Regions from separate parts of the Homo sapiens genome. Here region 2 is linked to region 1. Evidence: chromatin loops called from intact Hi-C (ENCODE). Cell type or tissue: GM12878. All regions are shown on one strand. Each heading gives the region's core, and the rest is flanking DNA. Links, peaks and the distances in the headings are about the cores only. Region 1 has its middle 27 kb from the start of PBDC1. Region 2 has its middle 110 kb from the start of NEXMIF.

Region 1 (15,686 bases), core at 4,176-12,175:
TGACATTCCCGGTGGGTGTTGGGGAAAAGGACTCTCCTGCCCCTCTCATGTGTGTCTAACTACATGTAACATGAAAGTGTGTTGGAATCAGATGCAAAGAGAAAAGCAGAGATGAATGGCTACCGGTAGGTAGTTTAACACATTTTTTTTTCCAGCAGGCAATATAAATATGCTAAGATGAAAGGCACTTGTCATCACCAATCTAATGGGCTCAACTGGGACAAGTGATTGCATTTTTCTTCTCAAATGGTGGGCTACATAACAAGAATTTAGCATTAGACAGGTATGCCAGTGTTGCTGCTAGTGGAAAGTGCACCAATATACATGCTACTCCAGGATAAGGTTGGCAGATATGCTTTGGTCAAACACTGGCATGCACAAGGGACGAACAAACAAACGTAGACAGCCGTCATATCTTGCCATCAAGAACAAGATTTAAGAAAAGACCTGTGGCCGTGGTCATGTATGATGTAGCTCAATCACCCCAGAAACAGAAGATGTTATTAAAAGTATAAGCTGATTCCAGTTTGGCTCTGGCAGAGTGAGGGCAGAAGAGAGGACAACATGTTGGAGGGGAAGCCAGAGAGTTAACCAGAGATTAAATCCTGTTGGCTCTTACCGGACAAGGACTGGGCTTTTACTCTGAGTGAGATCAGAAGCCATTGCTGGGCTGGGACCGGAGGAGATACACAGCTCACAAAACACATCAATACAGAGAATTCAAACTTCTGAAAAACATATTGGATGAAGAAATGAAGTCCAAATTAAAATGAGGAAGTCCAGTCAGATGACGAACTTGAACACAAAGAGCAAGCCATTGAGCACTAGTTGGCCACAGATGTGGATTTAAGTTTTCTAGCTGCCAAAATGTAAAGAGGGAAACACGATCCTCTGCAGGACTCAACAGTATCCCTGAGATCGAATCTGACAAACTGCTCAGAAGGGGCACCTATGCTTTTCCCTGAGATGAATGTCTCCCATCGTCAGATGTCAGATTCTGGATCTATTTTGACAAGAGAGCTCAAAGGATTTCTTCACAGATGGAAATGAGGGGTGAGTAAAACAGTGGCGTGAAGGATCACCCTCAAGTCTATAGCATGAACAATTGGAAGGATAAGAGTGGCCTTAACTGTGAGGGGTGGGGCGAGGGGGGACGCTGCAGTGGGAGGAGGTTTCTAGGGGAAGATGGGAGAGTTCGATTTTTGACTTGTTAATTTGGGTTGACTCTCAGGCAATTTTCTCAGCGAATTAGAAAGGAAGGTCAGAGGCTGAATGTGAGGAGTCGGGAGGCAGTGTTGGAGGCTTGCAGAGAGAAAATAAGTTGTGAAATAGAAGGGTGAACGGAGACGAAGGCTTGAGAGAAATGAGTAGTTGGAAGATTTGGACTACAAACCTGGCAGAAAGATGTTTTGGTTTAAATGGATAGGGACCCTGGGTGTTTCCAGATCAGACAATGTTCATTCTTTATGATCCAGCCAGAAAACTGTGGCTTTTGCTAGCCTTTCCCACCTCTGAACACAGGTTTCCCCTTGCTGGTGAGGGTGGCGTGGAGAGATCCGAGTGAGGAAATAAGTTGTCAGTGTTTACGCTTATTTCTTCAGTCATGCTGAAGAGGCGGATAGGCCTAATACATAATAGGATAGAACACAATCCACCCGGACTTCCGCCTTATGCACAACTGCACTTTCAGTTTTGCTCAGAGAGATAGAGCTCACACAATTAGGTAATTGGGCCCAAATCTGAAAGTGAGAAACAGGCCAGAAAGGACACTCAGAGGATGAAAAGGGAAACCAGTAAGCCCCACTGTTTTATACACCGTTGTCATCATGGTTTTAACTTCATGCTGAGACATAGAATTCCTTAAACTATCACAGCCCTGGTCACTTGTGCCAATTCTACAAGGCCTCCAAAACCGCATAGGAGATACTGCACCGTGGGCCCATTCCAAACACTTATTCAGAATTAAAATTCCACTGGCTTTCCATTGATAGCACTAGAGGTCTGTCTGTGACACGCTGCTCCATTACAGCAAAGCAAAGCCCCATAATGACCTAATCCAGAAGGATAAGATCCCAGGACCCATAGAACAAGGAGGCCAGAGGGAAGGCAGGCCACAAAGAAGAAGGAAACCAGACTTCCCCATCCCTCTGGGCTCCTGGGGGGGTCAGTGGAAAAAGGCCTTTAACCTAAGTGCTCAAGGCCCTAACCTAACAGCTTTTGTTTTTCACGCTGGAGCGCTGGCACTTCCTGACCCCGCTTAGTCCTTCTATTAGAATTTTGTACTCTGATGCTAGTTTTCAGAGTATAGGAGCAACTGCAGGGAATGAAGCAGCAGACCTATCAATATTTTGTGGTGATCTAAGTCTCTGTTAATAAGCCTGAGACAAGGCAAAACCAGGAAGAAGCCTTGACCCTTATCAAGGTCATCAAAGCCATACAGGACCCTTCCTAATGTCTTCAACTGTCATTTTTGAAAGAAGCCGAGTCTGACCACCAAGTATAAATGGGTATAACATCCACCGCATTTCTTTGTCATATTGTTACAGGAAAGGGGTCTTGATCCAGACCCCAAGAGAGGGTTCTTGGATCTCGCGCAAGAAATAATTCAGGGCGAGTTCACAGTGCAAAGCAAAAGCAAGTTTATTGAGAAAGCACAGTGGTGAAAGGGCAGCTACTCCATAGACAGAGTAGGACGTTCCCAAAAGTAAGAGGAGGAATGCGTCCACCCTAGGTACAATGCTTGTTATATGAGGAGATGTGCTCTGCTACAAGGGTTTGTGATAGAGGATTAATTTTCTTAATTACTATGTTTTGCAAGAATCAGTGTTGTTATCTTTAAGGCAAAATTAGGAATGCCTTTCTTCTCCAGATATCGGAATATCTGGACACTCCCAAGTCTGGGTCTGTTTAGTAAACGTTATTAATTTGTTCCCTTAACCGTAAACATCTAGAGGCTGGGAATACCTAACTTTCTGGGAATGCAGCCCAGCAAGCCTCAGCTTCATTTTCCTAGCCCTCACTCGGAATGGAGTCGCTCTGGTTCAAACGCCTCTGACAATATCACCCCGTTTTATTTTCTATCACTTACCACTATCTGAAATTAAGTAGATAATTTGTTTACTCTCTGTCCCCACCCACTAGAATGAGAACGCGGCCCTTGCATCCTTACGTGTGTCTGGCATATAAGGGGTGCTCAATGATTATTTGTTTCATGGATGAACAGATTTATGGATGGCTGGGTGGATGACGATCTTAGAAGGGGTTCCAGGGCTAGCTGGCTTTCTGTTTCTCCCACTCAAGCACCCAAGCCCTGACCCACAAAGTAAAGGAACAGGCGAAACTTCTCGCCAAATAGCTTCAAGGCAGAAACTACGCAGCTGGCTTGGGAATTCCGTACAACGCGAACGCGCATGCACAGGCAGGACTGAGCGTGTCCATCTTCGCATTACTCCCGGAGATGACTCTCGGAAACGGTCCGAGGACTAACGTCTTTCTCTTCCTCGCCCTCATTCCTCCCAGTAACGTCCGCTACAAAAGAAACCGTGCACAAAATAAACTCGGGCGGCGGGTAGAAAGGAGACAGCCGAATTCCCTACACCCATGATCAACACGCCCACACCTCCCATCAGGCACGGCGCTCCCGCCTCCCCGAAGAGGCGGTGGAACGTGGTGGTGGGGGGGGTGCTGGGGGAGGGCTGGCGGGGGGAGGGCCGGGGGAAGGAGCGGGGCGGGAACGTCCTTCTGCTACTGCTATGGCTTCCGGGGCAGCACTTCGGCAGACCGCCCGCCTCCCAGTTGCAAATCGACTTCCGGGGCACCCCCACCGGCTGCCCGGTGGGTTCTCTGCTCGAACTTCTGGCGCTTTTCCCTTCCCGTTTATCTTGTTCAGGTCCCTCAGTGGACTGCTCCAGATCTAAAGAGCAGAAATTGGGCCGCAAAGAGAACGTCCTCCCAGACTTTCTCCGTCGCGGTGAAATTATGCCCGTTTGGTGGCAGTATGTATTCACAGATGCGTGCAGCTCTGCTCTTACCCCGCCCTTCGCGTTTAGAAAAAAAGCGCCGTTCCTCAGAGTCAAAACAAAGTTTCTTTCCGCTGTAGAGGCACAGCTTTTAGGGTGGCCTACTAACTCCCGCTTTTTCTTTTCTGAAATCTCTGTGCCAATCTGATGGACAGAAGAGCGACAAAAAATATTTTTAACGTGAGATTCTTTGTTGACTAGCCTGCTTGTAAACTTTCTGACATATGCCTTTTTTTTTTTTTTTTTTTCCATAGGGCTGTGAACCCCTGATATCTGAGAGGTGTCTCAGTCAATTTAGAAAGTTTATTTTGCCAACGTTAAGGACCCGCCCATGACAGCCTCAGGAGGTCCTGACGACACGTGCCCAAGGTGGTCAGGGCACAGCCTGCTTCCATACATTTTAGTGAGACATGAAACATCAATCATTTTATGTAAGATGTAAAGTGGTTCGGTCGGGGAAGGATCTTGTGCTGTGAGAGGATTTGACCTTGGCGTGTGTAATGGTAGATGAGAGCTACAAAATTACAAGTGGCTGAAGACAGTTTACAGGAAATGGTCATAGCTGCCCCTCTCTTTTTTCCCCTCTTAGGAAGTTATTGTTTAGGATCCGAATTCTAATTTGGAGATGCATTCTACAGTGTCTTCTCCATTGCTTTTCCTCCCCAAATTAATCTTGTTGTTTTGTGTGTGCATCTGCGTGAAGAGCTGTACTGTTGTTTTCATAGATACATGAGAGACTGTTTCCTGACCTCCAAAGGGAAAGGGCATTTTGCTCTTCCCAGCAGAAAGGCACCCCTGGGTGACTTGGAGCCCAGTGGGAGTGTCTGGGGGTGTTGACCCCCGTGACAACCAGCAGCCCTACAGGGAACCTACAACAAAATAGTTTTAAAAAGCTCATCCAGGAAATGCCTATTAGAGCTGATCACTTTGCTTTGACCCTCCCATAGGTGCTAGACCTCCAGAGAGAGAAAATGAGACACATAAGGTGGAAATTACTCTGTGGTGACACACTGTGGAGTCCTGCCCACAACCCGGATACTTGGACCCACTCCACTGAAACCTTAGGCCACAGCTAAGTTCCTTCCTTCAAAAAATAAATCTAAGAAAGAGGAAAAACAGGAATGACCTCCTTTCAGGCACTCTGTTGGTTTTATGGCGCCTCTTCTTGCGAATGTTTGTGTAAAATTGACATACTGTGGTCCTTTTCTGCACAATTACGGCAAGGAAAATTCAGATCGCAAAGGTCCACCTGTGAGTATAAAGTTCCTAAGTTCTCTGTGTATGGCTCTGCTTTCTTTTTTGCCTGCATTAAGTCTGCTGTTACATTTCTACTGAGATAAAATCCACCATTTGCATCCATCCATTTCATTTTGTTATTGTTTTTGTAAACCAATGAGTTTGTATTAATATCTCATGACTAGAGTTCTGAAGTAAAAGCTATAGGATTTTTGGTTGTGTGGCAGGGCAGGTCTCACAGCTGAACAGGGAGGCCTCCTTAACAACTGTTTCAGCACTGACTGGTTAAATATTAAAAGCTGAAAGAGCCAGTGCCCTTATACAAAGGCTGGGATTTAACAAAAGCCCACCAAGAATTTTGCCTATGTCCTCCTGGGCCTTGAAGCATGACAAGATAAAGGAATTCTTAACAGGACCCCTTTGGGATTAAACAAGTTTTTATTGGAGGTCTGAAGAAACTCCCCAGACCTCCACAAACAAGTTTTACTGGTGGTCTAAAGGAACTTCTAAAACCTCTATGGATTTACAGCAGACAAGATAAGGGTAATCACCCCAAGCACCTGGACCCATCTAGATTAAGTAAATTTACTGAGGCTCCAGAGGAAGGTCTTCAAAACTGAGAACTTAGTTGTAGATTAAAAGAAGTTAATAACTTATGTCTTTAGATGAATGCAAAGTTATATGTAAACATATAGCTTAAAAGGTATATAAGCTTTGGAAAACTTTGTAATTTTGAGTTGGTCTGACGACAGTCTCTCCACAGGGAGAAGGCCTCGAAAATATTGGCAGACCAAGTAAAAATTACAAAGTTTTCTGAGCTTATATAAACTCTCTTCTTTCCCAGTTCATCTGCATCTCATTACCGGGTAGCAGGAATAAGTAGGCTGACCCTCAGTTTGGACCGGGAACAGCTGTGTAAGTGTGTATGTGTGTGTTTATATGTATGTACACGTATTTTGTTGTGTTTTGGGCCACAAGGTACCACACTGGCTTAACAAGTACTCATAAATTAATTAGCCCAAATGCTTTTCATCTTTATATGACTTAAGTAAAATCTGTCATATGCTTGCTTAAAAATTATTGGTAAACTAATAACAGAAATTTCTTAAAAATTGCCAGCATACATTTTTGCATTTATTAATCAAGCAATTTCATACTTATCAAAATGTGGCACATATACACCATGGAATACCATGCAACCATAAAAAATGATGAGTTCATGTCCTTTGTAGGGACATGGATGAAATTGGAAATCATCATTCTCAGTAAACTATCGCAAGGACAAAAAACCAAACACCGCATGTTCTCACTCATAGATGGGAATTGAACAATGAGAACACATGGACACAGGAAGGGGAACATCACACTCTGGGGACTGTTGTGGGGTGGGGGAAGGGGGGAGGGGGGAGGGACAGCATTAGGAGATATACCTAATGCTAAATGACGAGTTAATGGGTGCAGCACACCAGCATGGCACATGTATACACATATGTAACTAACCTGCACATTGTGCACATGTACCCTGAACCTTTAATAATTAAAAAAAAAATTTGGCATGCGGGTTACAAAACTATAAATCCGGCAAAAACAGAATTTTTGCTTGTATAATTTTTGATAAAAAAATTAATATTGGATTAATGAAAATCGCTAAATATCCAATTATTCAGTAAAATAACCATATATTTAATCTTAAGGCTTTTACTTAGGTAAACACCTGAAATTCACAGGCTATAAAATGGTTGAAAAGGAAATAAAATGACTATCGCAGTTTCATAAATAATCTAGGTAAACTATTAGAAAAAGTAGGTAAATGTAATGAGATAAATGCTTTTAGACAAAACTTGTTATAATTTAGATTCTGAAGTTATAGTAAGATAAGTTATGACATTAACTGGGTATTTTTCAATTTAAAAAATATGGAAAGCTAATCAGAAACTCGAATGCAACCAGTGTGTCTTTATCTACCTATGACCTTCCTAGTCACCTCACCAATTCAAGTTGTCCCACCTTTAGAGACCGAACCAGTATACATCTTACATATTGATGTTTCATGTCTCCCTAAAATGTATGGAAGCAGGCTGTGCCCTGACCACCTTGGGCACGTGTCGTCAGGACCTCCTCAGGCTGTCATGGGCGCGTCCTTAACGTTGGCAAAATAAACTTTCTAAATTGACTGAGACACCTCTCAGATATCAGGGGTTCACAGCCCTATGGAAAAAAAAAAAAAAAAAAAGGCATATGTCAGAAAGTTTACAAGCAGGCTAGTCAACAAAGAATCTCACGTTAAAAATATTTTTTGTCGCTCTTCTGTCCATCAGATTGGCACAGAGATTTCAGAAAAGAAAAAGCGGGAGTTAGTAGGCCACCCTAAAAGCTGTGCCTCTACAGCGGAAAGAAACTTTGTTTTGACTCTGAGGAACGGCGCTTTTTTTCTAAACGCGAAGGGCGGGGTAAGAGCAGAGCTGCACGCATCTGTGAATACATACTGCCACCAAACGGGCATAATTTCACCGCGACGGAGAAAGTCTGGGAGGACGTTCTCTTTGCGGCCCAATTTCTGCTCTTTAGATCTGGAGCAGTCCACTGAGGGACCTGAACAAGATAAACGGGAAGGGAAAAGCGCCAGAAGTTCGAGCAGAGAACCCACCGGGCAGCCGGTGGGGGTGCCCCGGAAGTCGATTTGCAACTGGGAGGCGGGCGGTCTGCCGAAGTGCTGCCCCGGAAGCCATAGCAGTAGCAGAAGGACGTTCCCGCCCCGCTCCTTCCCCCGGCCCTCCCCCCGCCAGCCCTCCCCCAGCACCCCCCCCACCACCACGTTCCACCGCCTCTTCGGGGAGGCGGGAGCGCCGTGCCTGATGGGAGGTGTGGGCGTGTTGATCATGGGTGTAGGGAATTCGGCTGTCTCCTTTCTACCCGCCGCCCGAGTTTATTTTGTGCACGGTTTCTTTTGTAGCGGACGTTACTGGGAGGAATGAGGGCGAGGAAGAGAAAGACGTTAGTCCTCGGACCGTTTCCGAGAGTCATCTCCGGGAGTAATGCGAAGATGGACACGCTCAGTCCTGCCTGTGCATGCGCGTTCGCGTTGTACGGAATTCCCAAGCCAGCTGCGTAGTTTCTGCCTTGAAGCTATTTGGCGAGAAGTTTCGCCTGTTCCTTTACTTTGTGGGTCAGGGCTTGGGTGCTTGAGTGGGAGAAACAGAAAGCCAGCTAGCCCTGGAACCCCTTCTAAGATCGTCATCCACCCAGCCATCCATAAATCTGTTCATCCATGAAACAAATAATCATTGAGCACCCCTTATATGCCAGACACACGTAAGGATGCAAGGGCCGCGTTCTCATTCTAGTGGGTGGGGACAGAGAGTAAACAAATTATCTACTTAATTTCAGATAGTGGTAAGTGATAGAAAATAAAACGGGGTGATATTGTCAGAGGCGTTTGAACCAGAGCGACTCCATTCCGAGTGAGGGCTAGGAAAATGAAGCTGAGGCTTGCTGGGCTGCATTCCCAGAAAGTTAGGTATTCCCAGCCTCTAGATGTTTACGGTTAAGGGAACAAATTAATAACGTTTACTAAACAGACCCAGACTTGGGAGTGTCCAGATATTCCGATATCTGGAGAAGAAAGGCATTCCTAATTTTGCCTTAAAGATAACAACACTGATTCTTGCAAAACATAGTAATTAAGAAAATTAATCCTCTATCACAAACCCTTGTAGCAGAGCACATCTCCTCATATAACAAGCATTGTACCTAGGGTGGACGCATTCCTCCTCTTACTTTTGGGAACGTCCTACTCTGTCTATGGAGTAGCTGCCCTTTCACCACTGTGCTTTCTCAATAAACTTGCTTTTGCTTTGCACTGTGAACTCGCCCTGAATTATTTCTTGCGCGAGATCCAAGAACCCTCTCTTGGGGTCTGGATCAAGACCCCTTTCCTGTAACAATATGACAAAGAAATGCGGTGGATGTTATACCCATTTATACTTGGTGGTCAGACTCGGCTTCTTTCAAAAATGACAGTTGAAGACATTAGGAAGGGTCCTGTATGGCTTTGATGACCTTGATAAGGGTCAAGGCTTCTTCCTGGTTTTGCCTTGTCTCAGGCTTATTAACAGAGACTTAGATCACCACAAAATATTGATAGGTCTGCTGCTTCATTCCCTGCAGTTGCTCCTATACTCTGAAAACTAGCATCAGAGTACAAAATTCTAATAGAAGGACTAAGCGGGGTCAGGAAGTGCCAGCGCTCCAGCGTGAAAAACAAAAGCTGTTAGGTTAGGGCCTTGAGCACTTAGGTTAAAGGCCTTTTTCCACTGACCCCCCCAGGAGCCCAGAGGGATGGGGAAGTCTGGTTTCCTTCTTCTTTGTGGCCTGCCTTCCCTCTGGCCTCCTTGTTCTATGGGTCCTGGGATCTTATCCTTCTGGATTAGGTCATTATGGGGCTTTGCTTTGCTGTAATGGAGCAGCGTGTCACAGACAGACCTCTAGTGCTATCAATGGAAAGCCAGTGGAATTTTAATTCTGAATAAGTGTTTGGAATGGGCCCACGGTGCAGTATCTCCTATGCGGTTTTGGAGGCCTTGTAGAATTGGCACAAGTGACCAGGGCTGTGATAGTTTAAGGAATTCTATGTCTCAGCATGAAGTTAAAACCATGATGACAACGGTGTATAAAACAGTGGGGCTTACTGGTTTCCCTTTTCATCCTCTGAGTGTCCTTTCTGGCCTGTTTCTCACTTTCAGATTTGGGCCCAATTACCTAATTGTGTGAGCTCTATCTCTCTGAGCAAAACTGAAAGTGCAGTTGTGCATAAGGCGGAAGTCCGGGTGGATTGTGTTCTATCCTATTATGTATTAGGCCTATCCGCCTCTTCAGCATGACTGAAGAAATAAGCGTAAACACTGACAACTTATTTCCTCACTCGGATCTCTCCACGCCACCCTCACCAGCAAGGGGAAACCTGTGTTCAGAGGTGGGAAAGGCTAGCAAAAGCCACAGTTTTCTGGCTGGATCATAAAGAATGAACATTGTCTGATCTGGAAACACCCAGGGTCCCTATCCATTTAAACCAAAACATCTTTCTGCCAGGTTTGTAGTCCAAATCTTCCAACTACTCATTTCTCTCAAGCCTTCGTCTCCGTTCACCCTTCTATTTCACAACTTATTTTCTCTCTGCAAGCCTCCAACACTGCCTCCCGACTCCTCACATTCAGCCTCTGACCTTCCTTTCTAATTCGCTGAGAAAATTGCCTGAGAGTCAACCCAAATTAACAAGTCAAAAATCGAACTCTCCCATCTTCCCCTAGAAACCTCCTCCCACTGCAGCGTCCCCCCTCGCCCCACCCCTCACAGTTAAGGCCACTCTTATCCTTCCAATTGTTCATGCTATAGACTTGAGGGTGATCCTTCACGCCACTGTTTTACTCACCCCTCATTTCCATCTGTGAAGAAATCCTTTGAGCTCTCTTGTCAAAATAGATCCAGAATCTGACATCTGACGATGGGAGACATTCATCTCAGGGAAAAGCATAGGTGCCCCTTCTGAGCAGTTTGTCAGATTCGATCTCAGGGATACTGTTGAGTCCTGCAGAGGATCGTGTTTCCCTCTTTACATTTTGGCAGCTAGAAAACTTAAATCCACATCTGTGGCCAACTAGTGCTCAATGGCTTGCTCTTTGTGTTCAAGTTCGTCATCTGACTGGACTTCCTCATTTTAATTTGGACTTCATTTCTTCATCCAATATGTTTTTCAGAAGTTTGAATTCTCTGTATTGATGTGTTTTGTGAGCTGTGTATCTCCTCCGGTCCCAGCCCAGCAATGGCTTCTGATCTCACTCAGAGTAAAAGCCCAGTCCTTGTCCGGTAAGAGCCAACAGGATTTAATCTCTGGTTAACTCTCTGGCTTCCCCTCCAACATGTTGTCCTCTCTTCTGCCCTCACTCTGCCAGAGCCAAACTGGAATCAGCTTATACTTTTAATAACATCTTCTGTTTCTGGGGTGATTGAGCTACATCATACATGACCACGGCCACAGGTCTTTTCTTAAATCTTGTTCTTGATGGCAAGATATGACGGCTGTCTACGTTTGTTTGTTCGTCCCTTGTGCATGCCAGTGTTTGACCAAAGCATATCTGCCAACCTTATCCTGGAGTAGCATGTATATTGGTGCACTTTCCACTAGCAGCAACACTGGCATACCTGTCTAATGCTAAATTCTTGTTATGTAGCCCACCATTTGAGAAGAAAAATGCAATCACTTGTCCCAGTTGAGCCCATTAGATTGGTGATGACAAGTGCCTTCAATCCTAGCACATCCATATTCTCTGCCGGAAAAAGAAGCTGTGAGGTTATCTACTGAGTCTTTTCACAAAAATGATTATCTTTGTTTATTTTCATCTTACATGTCTTGTATTAATGAGAATCTGTGAAACTTTTCTTGCATCTTTCTCTAGCCTGATCAGCTTGACTCAACCCTCTCAATTTTTGCCTTCTTATTTATTTATATCCAGAGCAAGTCCTAGTAGGCACCAACTACTGTATCAAAAACAAAGAGGTCATTTGACTTATAAATACTTTCTTCTCCACCCTTTTACTACCTGGGAAGTGTCTCCTATTCAGTTTAGCAATACGTGTATGTAAATAGTTTTATATCACATCCTGGCTTTAAATCACTTCAGGTATGTTTCTTTCTCATTTTCTGTCCTTTAGCTTTGTTATTCAAGACAAGCCTGATTTATCAGCCTAATCAGTCAAGGTACAGCTTATCTTTGCCTTGCCCTCCATCATCATTAAACTCGTTCTGGAATTTAGCTGCATGTCTCCTGATTCACATGTGGTGTAGATTTCACTTTGTATTGGAATTACCTTGGAATTTTTTTTCTGAAATATGTGGCTCATGAACTTGAAGTACTTGAGCATCTTGCTTTTATTCTAAATTCTTCTTTTAGTTTGGGCGATCCATCTCACACCTTAGCTCTGGGCAAGAACTAATATGCATCTCTCTACAACATTCCAAATTACTACCCAGTTTGCAAAAAGAATAAAAAAGGTGAACTCAGACAAAGGTTTTCTAAGTGACTCAGCAGCAATACTTTGGGGAGGTTTTGTTTTGGACTGAATTTTTATATTCCATCAACATTTATATGCTAAAATCTAATTCTCAGTCTAACGGCATTTGTAGGTGGAGTCTTTGGGAGGTAAATTTAGGTCATGAGGGTGGCATGCTCTCTCTCTTTCAACCATGTGAGTATACAATGAGAAATCAGCACTCTGCAACCTGAAAGAGGATCTTCATCAAAACACTGGTCTTGGACTTCTAGCCTCCAGAACTGTGAGAAATAAATGTCTGTTTCTTATAAACCACCCACTTTGCTTTGTTATAGCAGCCTGAACTGTCTAATACAGGCCTGCAGGTCAATGACCATACATTTGGTCACTGCAGCCTAAAGAAGTTTTAACAGATGAAGAACGAGGTTATACTAAAAAATGTAGGCTGCCTTATTTCAGCCTGTTAAGTTTGCCATCTCCTATGTTCTAGGCATCTGAGTGAAGAGTCTGTCTCAGTATCCTGAGTCCCAGGTCCTAGAAGATGTGTTCCTTCCCCAGGGTATTCCCTATGTGGAAACTGTGATCATTATGTTCTGCTTAGAGGAAAGCTGAGGTGAACATGGGCAAAACCCAGGCCCATGTGTAGAACAGCTCAACTAAAAACTCCAGAGTCTCCCAAGAAGGCCTTTCATAGAAGTCAAGCAGATCAGCAATATGTCAGTAAGTGTTCTATTCATCTAGGCTGGAAAGGTCACACATAGGTTTTATGTGTTGGACACAAAACTAATGGCAGCCACACTAAATAAGATCCACAAGGACATGCTTGTGATATGTATTTCTGGTGAAAGGACTACCTAAGTAGCCTGAGGGATTATTGTATGTCATAACAATGCTGAATATCACTGAGACACAATAATTTGGGATTTTCTATTTGATGTGATTTGACAGGCACTTTTGTATTAACTGTAAAGTGACATGCCTTGCTCTATTCCAGAATTAATGATATTTGAGATGTGGAGATTAATTAAACCCATAAGTTAAACATAAAAGTTTATATTATTGGAATTTTGGAGAGGTCCCTGAAAATGTAATATCTCTCTTATTTCACTCCCATGCAATATTTCAAGACCTCCATCTCTATTCTCCCAATGAAGTCTCAGGAGTATTTATTGAAGTTTCATTAGGGCTTTCACACATACTTAAGAGAGAGATGCATTAGCACTCCCATACATGGTTAAGTAGCTCACTTTGTCAAAACACTCTCATCTGCTACCTGGTGCACCCATCATTTGTACAAATTCAGTTGTATTTCTCCCTAGAGGTCAAACAGTGCAAGGACCGTGCCCTTAAACAGATCCAGGCTTTTGTCCAAAATTTCCTCCAGCTGAAATTCAGATTATCTTCTTCTGGTTTATAGATCTATAACCATCTAATTCCACATAAAACTGATTTTACTCTGAAATTTTTCCTGAACTTTGGTGTGAAATCTGTCCCTTGGTAGCATCTATTTACTGAACCTGCAGTATAGCTATTGGGTCAGGTTTGAAGTCACTCCATTTTCCCCACAACACACCTCTGTTATGGTTTGAATGTGTCCCCAAAATTGTATGTGTTATACCTTAATCTTCAATGTGGCAGTATGGAAAGATAGGGCCTTTAAGAAGTGTTTGGGTTATGAGGGCTTTGCCCTTATGTATGGATCAATCCATTCATGGATTAATGGATTAATGGATCGTCATGGCAGTGGACCTGGTAGCTTTATAAGAAGAGGATGAGAGACCTGAGCAAGCACACTCAGCCCTCTCACCATGTGATGTTTTTCTGGAGTTCCTTATGCCCTTTATTAATGCTACCTCAGGACTCTGCAGAGAGTCCCCACCAGCAAGAAGGCCCTCACCAGATACAGCCCCCAAACTTGGACTTCTCAGCCTCTATAATTGTAGGAGATAAATTCCTTCTCTTTATAAATTATCCAGTTTCAGGCATTCTTTGATAGGCAACAGAAAACAAACTAATACACCCTCTTCCCCATAGGAGCCAAAACCAGGGGCCAAGATGTTGCTGGAGGTCTTCTCTTGGTTACTTATCCCCAGGCCATTCTGCTCTTCCTCATATGACACAGTTCAGAGTTCCCTCATCACCTTAGCTACGGCCCTGAAATAGCTCCAGCCTCATGGTGTCCTCTCTAAAATGTGATGATCGGCTCTGAGCACCATACTCCTTTTTTGCTATGACAGGTAAGAAGCAGAGTGGGCCTATTGGCCACTTTCTTCCTGGATTCTGAATTGCTATTTATGCAGCCCCATCACAAGGCTAACACACACTGGCTCCACTAATTGGGAACTGATTTAGGAAATGTTCATTTAATTGGAAAAACATTTTATGTACCCTGGGAAGGTCACACTTTACCCAGCCTGTTCATTTCTCTGCTCAAATCATTATCATACTGAGCAGAAGAATTTCCAGTACTATTCAGCTTTCATGAATTATAGAATGTTTGAGATGGAAGATGTTTGAGGAAACAGAGATTCAGGGAAATGAATTTGTCTGCCTAAGGTCACCCAGGGAGTTCGTGGCTGAGCATACCCTAGGACTCAGATTCCTTGAAGCCCAGGCCAGACTCTTTGGGGCCTCAAAGAAGTCAGCCCCAGATGACTCTTCTACAGCTCTTATTCAGGGCACACCTTAAGAGTGGAAACAGAAAATCCCTAAAGCTGCCAAATATTTCTGTCTTGACCTGATACCTTCCCCATACCTTGAACGCTACTGCCTGACTTCTTGAGGAGCCAAACCATGAGAGAAACTCAGAGTGCATTAATAAAGGGCTTAAGTAACCATAGGAAAACATAAGCCTGTGCCAGAAATGCTGCCACCAGGAAATTTAAATCTCTGCAGGACTTATGGTACTTGATTGGCTCCATGCTCTGTGGGCTGATGCCAAGCCCAAGAACCAAGGTAACTAATTCTTAGGGAAGTCCAAGTAGACACCAGAAGAGGAAACCAAACCCTCATGGTAAATAAAAATCATTACCAGAATATTGTTTCCTTGACACAGCCTCTGACAGCCATGAGTGGCTCTCCACATCTCTTAAACTGTGACAGGTGGCAGTAACCCAAAAAAGCTCAGACAATGGTCCCAAAAGTAGCATCCCCTTGGGTTTTCATCCATTTTCTGAGTGTGTCAAGTTCCTACTGGACTTAACTTAAATCTACAACTAGGGAAGAGAATGAGTGCCATGAGCAAGAGAACAAGTAGGAAGGGGTAAAGCAGGGAAAAGACATATGGAGGTACAGCTGAGACTAATGTCTTGAGCAAAAAATATTTGTGTTCCCTTCTAGTCCTATTCATGCTTGACCACCCTTCCAAATTCCACCCCAATGAAC
Region 2 (15,686 bases), core at 4,684-12,683, 1.1 Mb after region 1:
GACTAAAAACTGAAACTTACGAGAATACTTAAATTTGATGCAAAACATTAATCTACACATCAAAGGGGCCCAACAAATGTCAAGTAGGGTAAACAAAGAGACACATCAAATGTTGTGAGCAAAAAATGAGAAAATCTCAAAAGCAGTAAGAGAAAAATAGCTCATCACCTACAAAGAAACCCCAATATGGTTAACAAGTGAAGTTTCATCAGGAACAGTGAAGACCAGAAGATACAATGATGACATGTTCAAATTGCTGAAATTAAACAAAACTACCCAAATGAGAATATTATATCTAGCAAAACTCATTCAGAAATGAAGGTGAAATAAGATGTTCCCAGACAAATAAAAGGAAAACTCAATAGTAGTGACTTGCATTATAAGAAATAAAAAGGTAATTTTTCAGTCAAAAAGCAAGTGACACCAGACAGTGATTCAAATCCACGTGAAAAAAAAATAGGAAGCACCAGTAATGGCAATCATGTGAGTACTTTAAAAAGACAATTGCATGCTTCTTTTCCTTTCTTCTCTTAACTGACTTATAAAGCAACTGCATAAAACAATCTGTATATTATTATTTTATTGGGAATGAAACAAAGCTATGTAAGGAATGATACCAGGTAATATCTTGAATCCACAGGCATGAATGACGACAGCCAGAAATGGTATCTAAGAAGGCTAATATCACGAACTCTCTGCATATATATGTGTCCTTCTCTCAGCTTTTTAAAAAGGCAAGGTCATATAAAGATGATAATGTATTGGTTTGTAACATATATAGACATAATATGAATAACAATAGCACAAAACTGGGATGGAAAGCTATATAATAGTAAAATTTCTATATTTCACTGCAACTAATCCGTACAAATATGAAGTAAATTCTGGTAAGTTACAATGTATATTGTAATCCCTAGAACAATCACTAAGAAAGTTACTTTTAAAAATAAACTTTTTTTCAACATTTATTTTAGAATCGGGGTACATGTGGAGGTTTATTACAAAGGTATATTGTGTGATGCTAAGGTTTGGACTACAAGTGAATTTGTCACCCAGGTAGTCAGCATAGTACTCAATAGGTAGTCCTTTATAACCTTCACCCCTTCTCCCTCCCTTCTCTTGTATTCTGCAGCATCTGTTCCCATTTTTATAACCATATGTACCCCAGTGTTGAGCTCCCACTTATGAGAAGATGTGATATTTGGTTTGCAGTTTCTGCATTAGTTCACTTAGGGTAATGGTTTCCAGCTGCATCTGTGTTGCTGTGAAGGACATGATTTTGTTCTTTTTTATGGCTGCATAGTATTCCATGGTATATATTCACATGTACATAATCCAGTCCACCATTGATGGCCACCTGGATAGATTCCATGTTTCTGCTATGTGAATAGCACAGCAATAAACATACAAGTGCATGTGCCTTTTTGGTATAATGATCTATTTTTCTTTGGGTATATACCCAGTAATGGGATTACTGATTCAAATGGTAGTTCTGTTTTAAGTTCAAACTGCTTTCCACAGAGCCCGAATTAATTTGCATTCCCACCAGCAGTTTATAAGCATTCGCTTTTCTCTGCAGCCTCGCCGGCATCTGTTGTTTTTTGACTTTAGTCAAAAAATAGCCATTCTGACTAGTGTGAGATGGTATCTCAATGTGGTTTTGATTTGCATTTTTCTGATGATTAGTGATGATGAGCCTTTTTCATGTTTGTTGACCACTTATGTGTCTTCCTTTGAGAAGTGTCTGTTCATGTCATTTGCTCATGTTTATTTATTTTTTGAATGATTTCTATAACTTTTTTATTTTGATCTGTTCTAACATTCTTTTATTATTTAACATGATGAAATTAGATTTCTGTATAGTTTCTCTACTATAATTAATAAAAACCATTTCGGCTTTTAAAATTCTCATTTAGAAATTCTCCTGTCATATTTCTTTACTGAACATTTCCACTGCAAAAACAGAATCAAGACATTTAAAAACTTTTCATGATACCATTGTGCCTCATTTAAACTTTCAAACTTTTAAACTTTTCCTTTATTCTCTACCTCGGTGAGATTTCTAACCCCTTGGCATTGACTCTACCATTGCACACTTTGATTACTCAATTACTTGCTTCTATCTTGAGTTCAACTCCTATCCTGACTTTTTATTATTATTATTATTATTATTATTATTATTATTATTATTATTATACTTTAAGTTTCAGGGTACATGTGCACAATGTGCAGGATTGTTACATATGTATACATGTGCCATGTTGGTGTGCTGCACCCATTAACTCATCATTTAACATTGGGTATATCTCCTAATGCTATCCCTCCCCCCTGCCCCCAACCCACAACAGACCACACTGTGTGATGGTCCCCTTCCTGTGTCCATGTGTTCTCATTGTTCAATTCCCACCAATGAGTGAGAACATGCGGTGTTTGGTTTTTTATCCTTGAGATAGTTTGCTGAGAATGATGGCTTCCAGCTTCATCCATGTCCCTACAAAGGACATGAACTCATCCCTTTTTTATGGCTGCATAGTATTCCATGGTGTATACGTGCCACATTTTCTTAATCCAGTCTATCATTGTTGGACATTTGGGTTGGTGCCAAGTCTTTGCTATTGTGAATAGTGCCGCAATAAACATACGTGTGCATGTGTCTTTATAGCAGCATGATTTATAATCCTTTGGGTATATACCCAGTAATGGGATGGCTGGGTCAAATGGTATTTCTAGTTCTAGATCCCTGAGGAATCGCCACACTGACTTCCACAGTGGTTGAACTAGTTTACAGTCCCACCAACAGTGTAAAAGTGTTCCTATTTCTCCACATCCTCTCCAGCACCTGTTGTTTCCTGACTTTTTAATGATCACCATTCTAACTGGTGTGAGATGGTATCTCATTGCGGTTTTGATTTGCGTTTCTCTGATGACCAGTGATGATGAGCATTTTTTCATGTATCTGTTGGCTGCATAAATGTCTTCTTTGAGAAGTGTCTATTCATATCCTTCGCCCACTTTTTGATGGGTTGTTTGGTTTTTTCTTGTAAATTTGTTTGAGTTCATTGTAGATTCTGCATACTAGTCCTTTGTCAGATGAGTAGATTGCAAAAATTTTGTCCCATTCTGTAGGTTGCTTGTTCACTCTGATGGTAGTTTCTTTTGCTGTACAGAAGCTCTTTAGTTTAATTAGATCCCACTTGTCAATTTTGGCTGTTGTTGCCATTGCTTTTGGTGTTTTAAACATGAAGTCCTTGCCCATGCCTATGTCCTGAATGGTATTGCCTAGGTTTTCTTTTAGGGTTTTTATGGTCTTAGGTCTAACATTTAACTCTTTAATCCATCTTGAATTAATTTTTCTATAAGGTGTAAGGAAGGGATCCAGTTTCAGCTTTCTACATCTGGCTAGCCAGTTTTCCCAGCACCATTTATTAAACAGGGAATCCTTTTCCCATTTCTTGTTTTTGTCAGGTTTGTCAAAGATCAGATAGTTGTAGATAAGTGGCATTATTTCTGAGGGCTCTGTTCTATTCCATTGGTCTATATCTCTGTTTTGGTACCAGTACCATGCTGTTTTGGTTACTGTAGCCTTGTAGTATAGTTTGAAGTCGGGTAGCGTGATGCCTCCAGCTTTGTTCTTTTGGCTTAGGATTGACTTGGTAATGCGGGGTCTTTTTTAAAGTCCATATATATGAACTTTAAAGTAGTTTTTTCCAATTCCGTGAAGAAAGTCATGGGTAACTTGATGGGGATGGCATTGAATCTATAAATTACCTTGCCTTTGTCCATGTTTAATGGAGTTACTTGTTTTTTGCTTGTTGAATTGTTTATATTCCTTATAGATTCTGGATAATAGACCTTTTTCAGGTGCATACTTTGTGAATATTTTCTCCATTTTGTACATAGTCTTTTTACTTGCTTGATAGTTTATCTTGCTGTTCAGAAGCTCTTTAGTTTAATTAGGTCCCACTTGTCACTTTTTGTTTGGTTGTAATTGCTTTTGAGGACTTAGCCACAAATTCTTTGCCAAGTCTGATGTTGAGAAGGGCATTTCCTAAGTTTTCTTCTAGGATTTTTGTAGTTTGAGGTTTTAATCCATCTTCAGTTAATTTTTATATATGATGCTAGGTATGGGTCCAGTTTCAGTCTTCTGCATATGGCTAGCCAGTTATCCCAGCACCATTTATTGAATGGGGTGTCCTTTCCCCATTGCTTATTTTTGTCAACCGTGTTGAAGATTAGATGATTGTAGGTATGCAGCTTTATTTCTAGGTTCTTGATTATGTTCCATTGGTCTATGTGTCTTTTTTTTTTTTTTTGTATCAGTACCATGCTGTTTTCGTTACTATAGCCTTGTAGTATAGTTTGAAGTCAGGTAATGTGATGCCTCTGGCTTTGTTCTTTTTTTCTTTCTTTCTTTCTTTCTTTCTTTTTTTTTTTTTTTTTGGTTCCATATGAATTTTAGAATAGTTTTTTCTAATTTTGTAAAAAATTACATTGGTGGTTTGATAGAAATAGCATTGACTCTGTAAATTGCATTGGGCAGTATGGCCATTTTAATGATGCTGATTTTTCCAATCCATGGGCATGGAATATCTTCCATTTATTTGTGTCATCTCCGATGTCCTTTAGCAGTGTTTTGTAATTATCCTTATAGAAGTCCTTTACCTCTTTGGTTAGCTGTGTTCCTAGGTGTTTTATTCTTTAAAAAAAATCCTTAGAACATCATTAATAGGATCAAAATGTTACACTGCAAAATGTCCATGCATCAACTGTCCATGCATCAAATGACACTATGCATCAACTAGACCTAACAGACATCTATAGAACACGCCACCCAAAATCAGAATACATGTTGTTCAGGTGGGCCATAAAACAAGCCTCAGTAAATTTAAAGTGATTGAAATGGTACAAAGAATGTTCTCTGACCACAATAAGAATGAAATTAGAAATTATTAGTGGAGGGAAACTTGGAGATGTCATAAATATATGGAAATTTAAAAACATAATTTAAATATAGGATAAGGAAGAAATCACAAGGGAATTTAGAAAATACTCTGAGATAAATGAAAAGGAAAACACAAGAAAAACATGTGGAATGCAGCAAAAGCTGTGGCTAGGGGGAAGTTTATAGTTGTAAATACCTATATTTAAAAACAAGGAATATCTCAAATTAATAACAGCCATTCACATTAAGAAACTAGAAAAAAAGAGCAAACTAAATGCAAAGCAAGCAAAATAAAAGAAATATTAGAGCATAAATTAATGGAGGATAGAAAATCAGTAAATAAAATTAATAAAACTATGAATTGTTTTTTGAAATATCACAAAATTCTCAAGTCTTTTAACTACACTGGCAAGTAACAAAATACTTAAGACTCAGATGATTAAAATAGTGAAAGAGGAGACATCACTATGAATCCACAGAGGTAAAAAAAATATTTTAGAAGAGTACTATATATAAATGCCAACAAATTAGGAAACTTAGATGAAATGGACAATTTCATAAAAGGACACAAAACTGACTTAAGAAATAACATGAATAGATCTATAACAAGTAAAGAGAATAAATTACTAATAAAAACTACCCACAAAGACAAGCCCAGGCCTAGATGGCTTCCTCAGTGAATTCTACAAAATATTTAAAGAGGCACTGATACCAACACTTCACAAACTTTTTCAAGATATACAAGAGGAGAGAACTTTTCTCAGTTCATTCTGTGAGGCCAGTATTATCTTGAAACCATAACAAAAGACATCACAAGAAAACTTCAGATCAATTTTTCTTAGATATATAAATGCAGAAATCCTCAATGAAATACAAGCTAACTGAGTCCAACAACATTTTTAAAAAATCATATGGGAGAGGGAAGCAGAGCAACATGCCTGAATAGAGGCTTCCCACAATCATCCCGTCACCGCCCCCACAGGAACACCAAATTGAATAACTATCCACATGAAAAAGCACCTTCGTAAGAACCAAAAATCAGGCGACCAATCACAGTATCTGATTTTAAAATCATATTACGGAAGGAGGCACTGAAGAGGGTAGTCTCGAGTTGCCAACACCACTCCTCCCCCATCCCTCTGCAGCAGCAGGGGCCATGTGGCATAGAGGGAGAATCTGTGAGCTTTGAGGAGAGAGAGAGAACAGTGATAGTGGGACTTTGCATTTGAACTCAGTGCTGCACTGTCACAGCAGAAAGCAACACTGGACAGAACTCAGCCAACATCCACACAGGGAGTATATAGACCAGCCCTAGCCAGAGGCAAACTGTCCATTCCAGCACTGGCAACCTGAGTTCTGGCAAGCCCTGCCAAGGTGGGCTAAAGTGCTCTGGGGTTCTAAATAAACTTAAAAGGCAATCTAGGCCACAAGGACTGCAATTCCGGGGCAAGTCTTGGTGCTGTGCTGAACTCAAGGTCAGTGGATTTTAACTTGATCTAGTGAGACATCAGCCAGGGCTGTCAAGGGAGTGCTTACATCCCAGCTCCCTGACCCCAGACAGCACAGCTTGCAGCACTAGGAGAGACTCCTTTTTTTCTGCTTGAGGAGAGGAGAGGAGAGTAAAGAGAATTTAGTCTTGCAACATGGATACCAGCTCATACACAATAGGATAGGACACGAGGCAGAGTCCTGGGGCCCCCATTCCAGCCTCTACCTCCCGGATGACATTTCTAGACACACCCTGGGCCAGAATGGAACCCACTGCCTTGAAGGGAAGGACCCAGTCCTGGAAGAATTCACACCTTCTGAGAAAAGAGCACTGGGCCCCTGAATAATCAGCAGTAGTAGCCAGGCAGTACTCACCAAAGGCTTGAGTGAGACTCAGAGTTGTGTCAGTGAGTGTGACCCAGCATAATCCCGGCTGTGGTGGTTATAGGGAGAGACTCCTTCTGTTTGAGGGAAGTAAAGCAAAGAGTAAAGAGGACATTGTCTTACATCTTGGGTACCAGCTCAGCCACAGTGTGAGCACCAAGTGAGCTCTTGTGCTCCCCTGACTACAAGCCTTGCCTCTTGGACGGCATTTCTGGACCTGCCTTGGGCCAGAGGGGAGCACACTGCCCTGAAGGGAGAGACCCAGGCTGGCACCATTCACCGCAACCTGACTGAAGAGTGCTTGGACTTTGAGTGAGCATTGGTGGCAGCCTGGCAGTACTCCCTGCAGGCCTGGGGTGGTGATGGCCATGGAGAGCCTGAGGAAATGGGAGGAAAGACTAGGAAAGATTTTGTCTTGTGGCTTGAGTGTCAACTCACCCACATTAGAGTAGAGCAAGAGATAGAGTCCTAAAGTTTTGGACTCTAGGACCTGGTTCCTGGAAGGAATTTCTGGACCTAGCCAGGGCTGGGGGAAGCTCATTGCCCTGAAGGAAAGGACACAAGGCTGGCTGGATTTTCTACCTTCTGACTGAAGAGCCCTTGGTCCTTGAGTGAACATGAGTGGTGGCCAGGCAGTGGTCCCTTGCGGGCCTTCGATGAGACCAAGTGATGCGCTGCAATCGAGTCTGACTTAGTGCAGTCTTAGTAGTAGTGGCCCCAGGTATACTGGTGTCACCCCTTTCCCAGCTCCAGGCAGTTCAGCACGGAGAGAGAGAGACTCCATTTGTTTGCAGAAAAGGAAAGAGAACAAAAGCCTCTGCCTGTTAGTCTAAGGAATGCTCCCAGATCTTATACAAAACACCAAGTTGATGGTACCTCCACAAGTCTGCAAGAGCCACAGTGTTACTGGAATTGGGGTGCCCCCTAATGGAGATATGGCTGCAGTAACCAAATACTTAGATCACAATACCCAAGACCCTTTGGATGCTTAGAAATTCTTCTCAAGAAGGATGGATACAAAGAAGCCCAGACTGCAAAGACTACAATAAATACCTAAATCATCAATACCCAGACATGGATGAACATACATAAGTCAGGACCATTTAGGAACACATAACTTCACCAAACAAACTAAATAAGGCAGCAGTGACTAATCTCAGAGAGACAGAGATATGAGACCTTTCAGACACAGCATACAAAGCACTTGTTTTGATGGAGCTGAGTGAAATTCAAGATAACACAGAGACGAAATTTCAGTGGAAAGAAACAAAAAGAATCAAGCAGAAATTCTGGAAGTGAAAATTTTATTTGACATACTGAGAAATGTATCAGAGCCTCTTAGTAGCACAATTGATCAACCAGAGGGAAGAATTAGCTTAAAGACAGGCTATTTGAAAACATACAGTCAGAGGAGACAAACAAACAAACAAACAAAAAACAATAAAAAAGAAGGAAGCATGCCTACAAGACCTAGAAAATAGCCTCAAAAGGGCAATTCTAAGAGATAATGGCCCTGAAGAGGAAGTAGAGATAGAAATAGGGGAAGAAAGTTTATTCAAAGCGATAATAACAGAGAACTCCACAAACCTAGAGAAAGATATCAACATCCAAGTACAAGAAGGTTATACAAGATAAAGCAGATTTAACCCAAAGACTACCTCAAGGCATTTAATAATCAAACTACCAAAGCTCAAGGATAAAATGGACCCTAAAAGCAACAAGAGGAAAGAAACAATTCTCAGTGAAAACCTCACAGGCCTGGAGAGAGTGACATGACATATTTAACATACTGAAAGACAAAAACTTTTACCCTAGAAAATAATGTATCTGTCAAAAATATCCTTTAGGCATGAAAGAAAGAAAGACCTTCCCAGACAATCAAAAGCTGAGGGATTTCATCAACACCAGACCTGTCCTACAAGAAATGCTAAAGGGAGTACTTCAATCAGAAATAAAAGGATGTTAATGAGCAAAAGTAAATCATCTGAAGACACAAAACGCGCTGATAATAGTAAATACACAGAAAAACACAGACTTTTAGACCATTGTAATTGCAGTGTGTAAATCTATCTTAAGTAGAAAGACTAAAGGAAGAACAAATAAAAAGTAATAACTACAACAAAGTTAAAATGTAGAGTTTTTGTTACTTGTCTTTTTGTTTATGAAATCAGTAGTAAGTTGTCATCAGTTTAAAATAATGTCTTATAAGATAGTATTTGCAAGCCTCATGGTAACCTCAAATCAAAAAACATACACCACATACACACAAAAAAAGCAAGAAATTAAAACATATCACCAGAGAAAATCACCTTTACTAAAATGAAGACAGGAAAGAAGGAAGAGAAGACCACAAAGAACCAGAAAACACATAACAAAATGGCAGGAGCAAGTCCTTGCTTATCAATACTAACATTGAATGTAAATGGATGAAACTCTCCAATTAAAAGACATAGAGTTGGCTGAATGGATATACCCATAAGACCCAATACTCTTGCCTACAAAGAGCACACTTCCCCTATAAAGACACGTATAGACTGAAAATAAAGGGATGAACAAAGATATTCCATTCGAATGGAAACCCCAAAAAAAAAGAGCAGGAATAACTATACTTATATCAGGAAAAAATATATCACAAGACAAAACCTATAAAATAGAAAAGAAATGTCATTATATAGTAATAAAGGGGTAAATTCAGCAAAAGGATATAACAATTATAAATATGTAAATATAAATATGTAACCAACAATAGAGCACCCAGATATATAAAGAAAATATTACTAAAGAGTGGTAGACCACAATGCAATAATAGCTGGAGACTTCAACACCTCACTTTCAGCATTGGACAGAAAATCAACAAGGAGAGGGTTGCTGGCAAGATGGCCGAATAGGAACAGCTCTGGTCTGCAGTTCCCAGTGAGATCAACACAGAAGGTGAGTGATTTCTGCATTTCCAACTGAGGAGACACCTCCCAGTAGGGGCTGACAGGCATCTCATACAGGAGAGCTCTGGCTGGCATCTGACGGGTGCCCCTCTGGGACGAAGCTTCCAGAGGAAGGAACAGGCAGCAATCTTTGCTGGTCTGCATCCTCTGCTGGTGATACCCAGGCAAACAGGGTCTGGAGCGAACCTCCAGCAAACTCCAGCAGACCTGCAGCAGAGGGGCCTGACTGTTAGAAGGAAAAGTAACAAAGGGAAAGGAATAGTATCAGCATCAACAAAAAGGACGTCCACTCAGAGACCCCATCCAAAGGTCACTGACTTCAAAGACTAAAGGTACATAAATCCATGAACGTGGGGAGAAACAAGTGCAAAAAGGCTGAAAGTTCCAAAAACCAGAATGCCTCTTCTACAAAGAATCACAACTCCTCGCCAGCAAGGGGACAAAACTGGACAGCGAATGAGTTTGACAAGTTGACAGAATTAGGCCTCAGAAGGTGGGTAATGACAAACTCCTCTGAGCTAAAGGAGCATGTTCTCACCCAATGAAAGGAAGCTAAGAACCTTGAAAAAAGGGTAGACAAATTGCTAACTAGAATAACCAGTTTAGAGAAGAATGTAAATGACCTGATGGAGCTGAAAAACACAGCATGAGAACTTCGTGAAGCATACGCAAGTATCAATACCCAAATCAATCAAGCAGAAGAAAGAATATCAGACATTGAAGATCAACTCAATGAAATAAAGCGAGCAAACAAGTTTGGAGAAAAAAGAGTGAAAAGAAATGAACAAAGCCTCCAAGAAGTATGGGACTATGTGAAAAGACCAAACCTACGTTTGATTGGTGTACCTGAAAATGACGGGGAGAATCGAACGAAGTTGGAAAACACTCTTCATGATATTATCCAGAACTTCCCAATATAACAAGGCAGACCAACATTCAAATTCAGGAAATACAGAGAACACCACAAAGATACTCCTTGAGAAGAGCAATCCCAAGACATAATCAGATTCACCAAGGTTGAAATCAACGAAAAAATGTTAAGAGCATCTAGAGAGAAAGACCAGGTTACCCACAAAGGGAAGCCCATCAGACTAACAGTGGATCTATCAGCAGAAACCCTACAAGCCAGAAGAGAATGGGGGCCAATATTCAACATTCTTAAAGAAAGGAGTTTTCAACCCAAAATTTCATATCCAGCCAAACTAAGCCTCATAAGCAAAGGAGAAACAAAATCCTTTACAGAGAAAGAAATGCTGAGAGATTTTGTCACCAGCAGGCCTGCCCTACAATAGCTCCTGAAGGAAGCACTAAACATGGAAAGGAACAAGCGGTACCAGACACTGCAAAAACAAGCCAAATTGTAAAGACCATCTAGGCTATGAAGAAACCACATCAACTAATGGACAAAATAGCCAGCTAGCATCATAAAGACAGGATCAAATTCAGACATAACAATATTAACCTTAAATGTAAATGGGCTAAATGACCCTATTAAAAGACACAGACTGGCAAATTGGATAAAGAGTCAAGACCCATCAGCATGCTGCATTCAGGAGACCAATCTCTTGTGCAAAGACACACATAGGCTCAAAATAAAGGGATGGAGGAATATTTACCAAGCAAATGGAAAGAAAAAAAAAAAACAAGGTTTGCAATCCTAGTCTCTGATAAAACAAACTTTAAACCAACAAAGATCAAAAGAGACAAAGAAGGCCATTACATAATGGTAAAGGGATCAATTCAACAAGAAGAGCTAACTATCCTAAATATATATACACCCAATACAGGAGCACCCAGATTCATAAAGCAAGTCCTTAGAGACCTAGAAAGAGACTTAGACTCCCACACACTAATAATGGGAGACTTTAACACCCCACTGTCAATATTAGACAGATCAATGAGACAGGAGGTTAAAAAGGATATCCAGGACTTGAACTCAACTCTGGACCAAGCAGACCTAATAGACATCTATAGAACTCTGCACCCCAAATCAACAGAATATACATTCTTCTCAGCACCACATAGCACTTATTCCAAAATTGACCCATAATTGGAAGCAAAACACTCCTCAGCAAATGCAAAAGAATGGAAATCACAATAAACAGTCTCTCAGACCACAGTTCAATCAAGTTAGAACTCAGGATTAAGAAACTACTCAAAACCGCACAACTACATGGAAACTGAACAACTTGCTCCTTAATGACTACTGGGTAAATAATGAAATGAAGGCAGAAATCAAGATATTCTTTGAAACCAGTGAGAACAAAGACACAACATAGCAGAATCTCTGGGACATATTTAAAGCAGCATGTAGAGGGAAATTTATAGCACTAAATGCCTACAAGAGAAATCAGGAAAGATCTAAAATCGATGCCCTAATATAGCAATTAAAATAACTAGTTGAGAAGTAAGAGCAAACAAATTCAAAAGCTAGCAGAAGAAAAAAATAAGATCAGCAGAACTGAAGGAGATAGAGACACGAAAAACCCTTCAAAAAATCAATGAATCCAGGAGCTGTTTTTTTTAAAGATCAACAAAATAGACCACTAGCCAGACTAATATAGAAGAAAAGAGAGAATAATCAAATAGATGCAATAAAAGTGATAAAGAGGATATCACCACCGATCGCACAGAAATGCAAACTACCGTCAGAGGATACTATAAACACCTCTATGCAAATAAACTAGAAAATCTAGAAGAAATGCATAAATTCCTGGAAACATACACCCTCCCAAGGTGAAACCAGGTAGAAGTCAAATCCCTGAATAGACCAATAACAAGTCCTGAAATTGAGGCAGCAATTAATAGCCTACCAACCAAAAAATGTCCAGGGCCATACTGATTCACAGACAAATTCTACCAGAGGTACTGTAGGGGGTGCATGGCAACATATTCAACCTTATATATATGGTATTTGAGGTCGAGGTAGGGAAAAATATCACTATATGTACATTATTTGTGCATGAGAATGAAACTCCTTGACCCTGCAAACAGCACAGGGAGTGGAGTGTGTGGTGTGATAAGGAACACTGCAAACAGCCTCCTGAGAATGCGGTTTGAGTGCTTTTACAAAGCCACAGGTGTCTCAGGACCCGAACTCAAAAAAGGCATCTAGTGTATGTTTGTAGTTAATACAAGCCCTTTTAATAAATACTTGGCAGATGGATGCTGGGGCAGACTCTATTAGAAGAGCTGCCCCCAATCCCGCTCAGCTGGAATTGTCTGAGAACTCATTCTTGGTGTTCACTGCAAGCTGTAAGCTCTGCAAGGTAAAAAGAGGAGCTGGTACCATTACTTCTGAAACTATTCCAAACAATAGGAAAAGAGGGACTCCTCCCTAACTCATTTTATGAGGCCAGCATCATCCTGATACCAAAACCTGGCAGAGACACAACAAAAAAAGAAAATTTCAGGCCAATATCCCCGATGAACACTGATGCAAAAATCCTCAGTAAAATACTGGCAAACCGAATCCAGCAGCACATCAAAAAGCATATTCACCATGATCAAGTCACCACCATCGCTGGGATGCAAGGCTGGTTCAACATACACAAATCAATAAACATAATCCATCACATAAACACAACCAATGAAAAGAAACTACATGATTATCTCAATGGATGAAGAAAAGGCCTTTGACAAAATTCAACAGCCCTTCATGCTAAAAACTCTTAATAAACTAGGCACTAATGGAATGTATGTCAAAATAATAAGAGCTATTTATGACAAACGGACAGCCAATATCACAATGAATGGGCAAAAACTGGAAACATTCCCTTTGAAAACTGGCACAAGACAAGGATGTCTTCTCTCACCACTCCTATTCAACATAGTATTGGAAGTTCTGGCCAGGGCAATCAGGCAAGAGAAAGAAATAAAGGGTATTCAAATAGGAACAGAGGAAGTCAAATTGTCTCTGTTTGCAGATGACATGATTGTATATTTAGAAAACCCCATCATCTCAGCCCAAAATCTCCTTAAGCTGCTAAGCAAATAGAGCAAAGTCTCAGGATACAAAATCAATGTGCAAAATCACACGCATTCCTATACACCAATAACAGACAAATAGAGAGCCAAATCATGAGTGAACTCCCATTCACAATTGCTACAAAGAATAAAATACTTAGGAATCCAATTTACAAGGGATGTGAAGAACCTCTTCAAGGAGAACTACAAACCACTGCTGAAGGAAATAAGAGAGGACACAAACAAATGGAAAAACATTCCATACTCATGGATAGGAAGAATCAATATCATGAAAATGGCTACACTGCCCAAAGTAATTGATAGATTCAATGCTATCCCCATCAAGCTACCATTGACTTTCTTCACAGAATTGGAAAAAACTACCTTAAAGTTCACTGGAACCAAAAAAGAGCCTCCATAGCCAAGACAATCCTAAGGAAAAAGGACAAAGCTGGAGGCATCATGCTACCTGATTTCAAACTCTACTACAAGGCTACAGTAACCAAAACAGCATGGTACTGGGACCAAAACAGATATATAGACAAATGGAACAGAACAGAGGCCTCAGAAATAATGCCACATATCTACAACTATCTGATCTTTGACAAACCTGACAAAAACAAGCAATGGGGAAAGGATTCCCTATTTAATAAATGGTGTTAGGAAAACTGGCTAGCCATATGCAGAAAGCTGAAGCTGGATCCCTTCCTTACACCTTATACAAAAATTAACTCAAGGTGGATTAAAAACTTAAACATAAGACCTAAAACCATAAAAACCCTACAAGAAAACCTAGGCAATACCATTCAGGACATAGGCATGGGCAAAGACTTCATGACTAAAACATCAAAAGCAATGGTAACAAAAGCCAAAATTCACAAATAGGATCTGTTTAAACTGAAGACCTTCTGCACAGCAAAAGAAACTATTATCAGAGAGAACAGGCAACCTCCAGAATGGGAGAAAATTTTTGCAATCTATCCATCTGAGAAAGGGCTAATGTCCAGAATCTACAAAGAACTGAAACAAATTTACAAGAAAACAAACACCTCCATCAAAAAGTAGGTGAAGTATATGAACAGACTTCTCAAAAGAAGACATTTATGCAGCCAACAAACATATGAAAAAAAGCTCACCATCACTGCCCATTAGAGGAATGCAAATCAAAATCACAATGAGATACCATCTCACACCAGTTAGAATAGCAATCATTAAAATGTCAGGAAACAACAGATGCTGGAGAGAAAGTGGAGAAATAAGAATGTTTTTACTCTGTTGATGGGAGTGTAGATTAGTTCAACCATTGTGGAAGACAGTGTGGCGATTCCCCAAGCATCTAGAATTAGAAATACCATTTGACCCAGCAATCCCATTACTGGGTGTATACCCAAAGGATTTTAAATCATTCTACTATAAAGACACATGCACATGTATGTTTATTGTGACACTGTTAACAATAGAAAAGACTTGGAATCAACCCAAATGTCCATCAATGATAGACTGGGTAAAGAAATTGTGGCACATATACACCATGGAATACTATGCAGCCATAAAAAAGATGAGTTCATATACTTTGCAGGGACATGGATGAAGCTGGGAACCATCATTCTCAGCAAACTAGTACAAGAACAGAAAACCAAACACTGCATGTTCTCACTCATAAGTGGGAGTTGACCAACAAGAACACATGGACCAGGGAGGGGAACATCATACACCAGGCCTGTCAGAGGGTGGGGGGCTAGGGGAGGCATAGCATTAGGAGAAATACCTAATGTAGATGATGGGTTGATGGGTGCAGCAAACATCCATGGCACATGTATACCTGAGTAACAAACCTGCACGTTCTGCACATGTACCCCAGAACTTAAAATATAATAATAATAATAGAAAATCAACAGGAAAACATTGAACTTAATCTTCACTATAGAACGAATGGACCAAATAGATATTTACACAATATTTCA

The links. Peaks named below come from ENCODE experiments on the same cell type or tissue, not always from the same donor. Only the 100,000 strongest peaks of a DNase experiment are listed, where the experiment ranks them.
Region 2: it touches region 1 in a loop (10-fold over the local background); 1 of 110 quality-filtered maps calls a loop at or near these places.

Annotation. Positions count from the first base shown.
Region 1 is chrX:76,137,737-76,153,422 of GRCh38, reverse strand. No RefSeq gene overlaps it. Among named protein-coding and RNA genes, the nearest start is that of PBDC1, 27 kb to the left of the region's middle. RefSeq lists enhancers at 4,442-4,976, 7,300-8,119. In GM12878, for the core only: no CTCF peak of the experiment used is centred there; DNase peaks (open chromatin) are centred at 4,502, 4,902 and 7,262; H3K4me3 peaks cover 742 bases; H3K27ac peaks cover 1,697 bases.
Region 2 is chrX:75,031,166-75,046,851 of GRCh38, reverse strand. No RefSeq gene overlaps it. Among named protein-coding and RNA genes, the nearest start is that of NEXMIF, 110 kb to the right of the region's middle. In GM12878, for the core only: a CTCF peak has its summit at 7,736 (motif pointing left); a DNase peak (open chromatin) is centred at 7,681.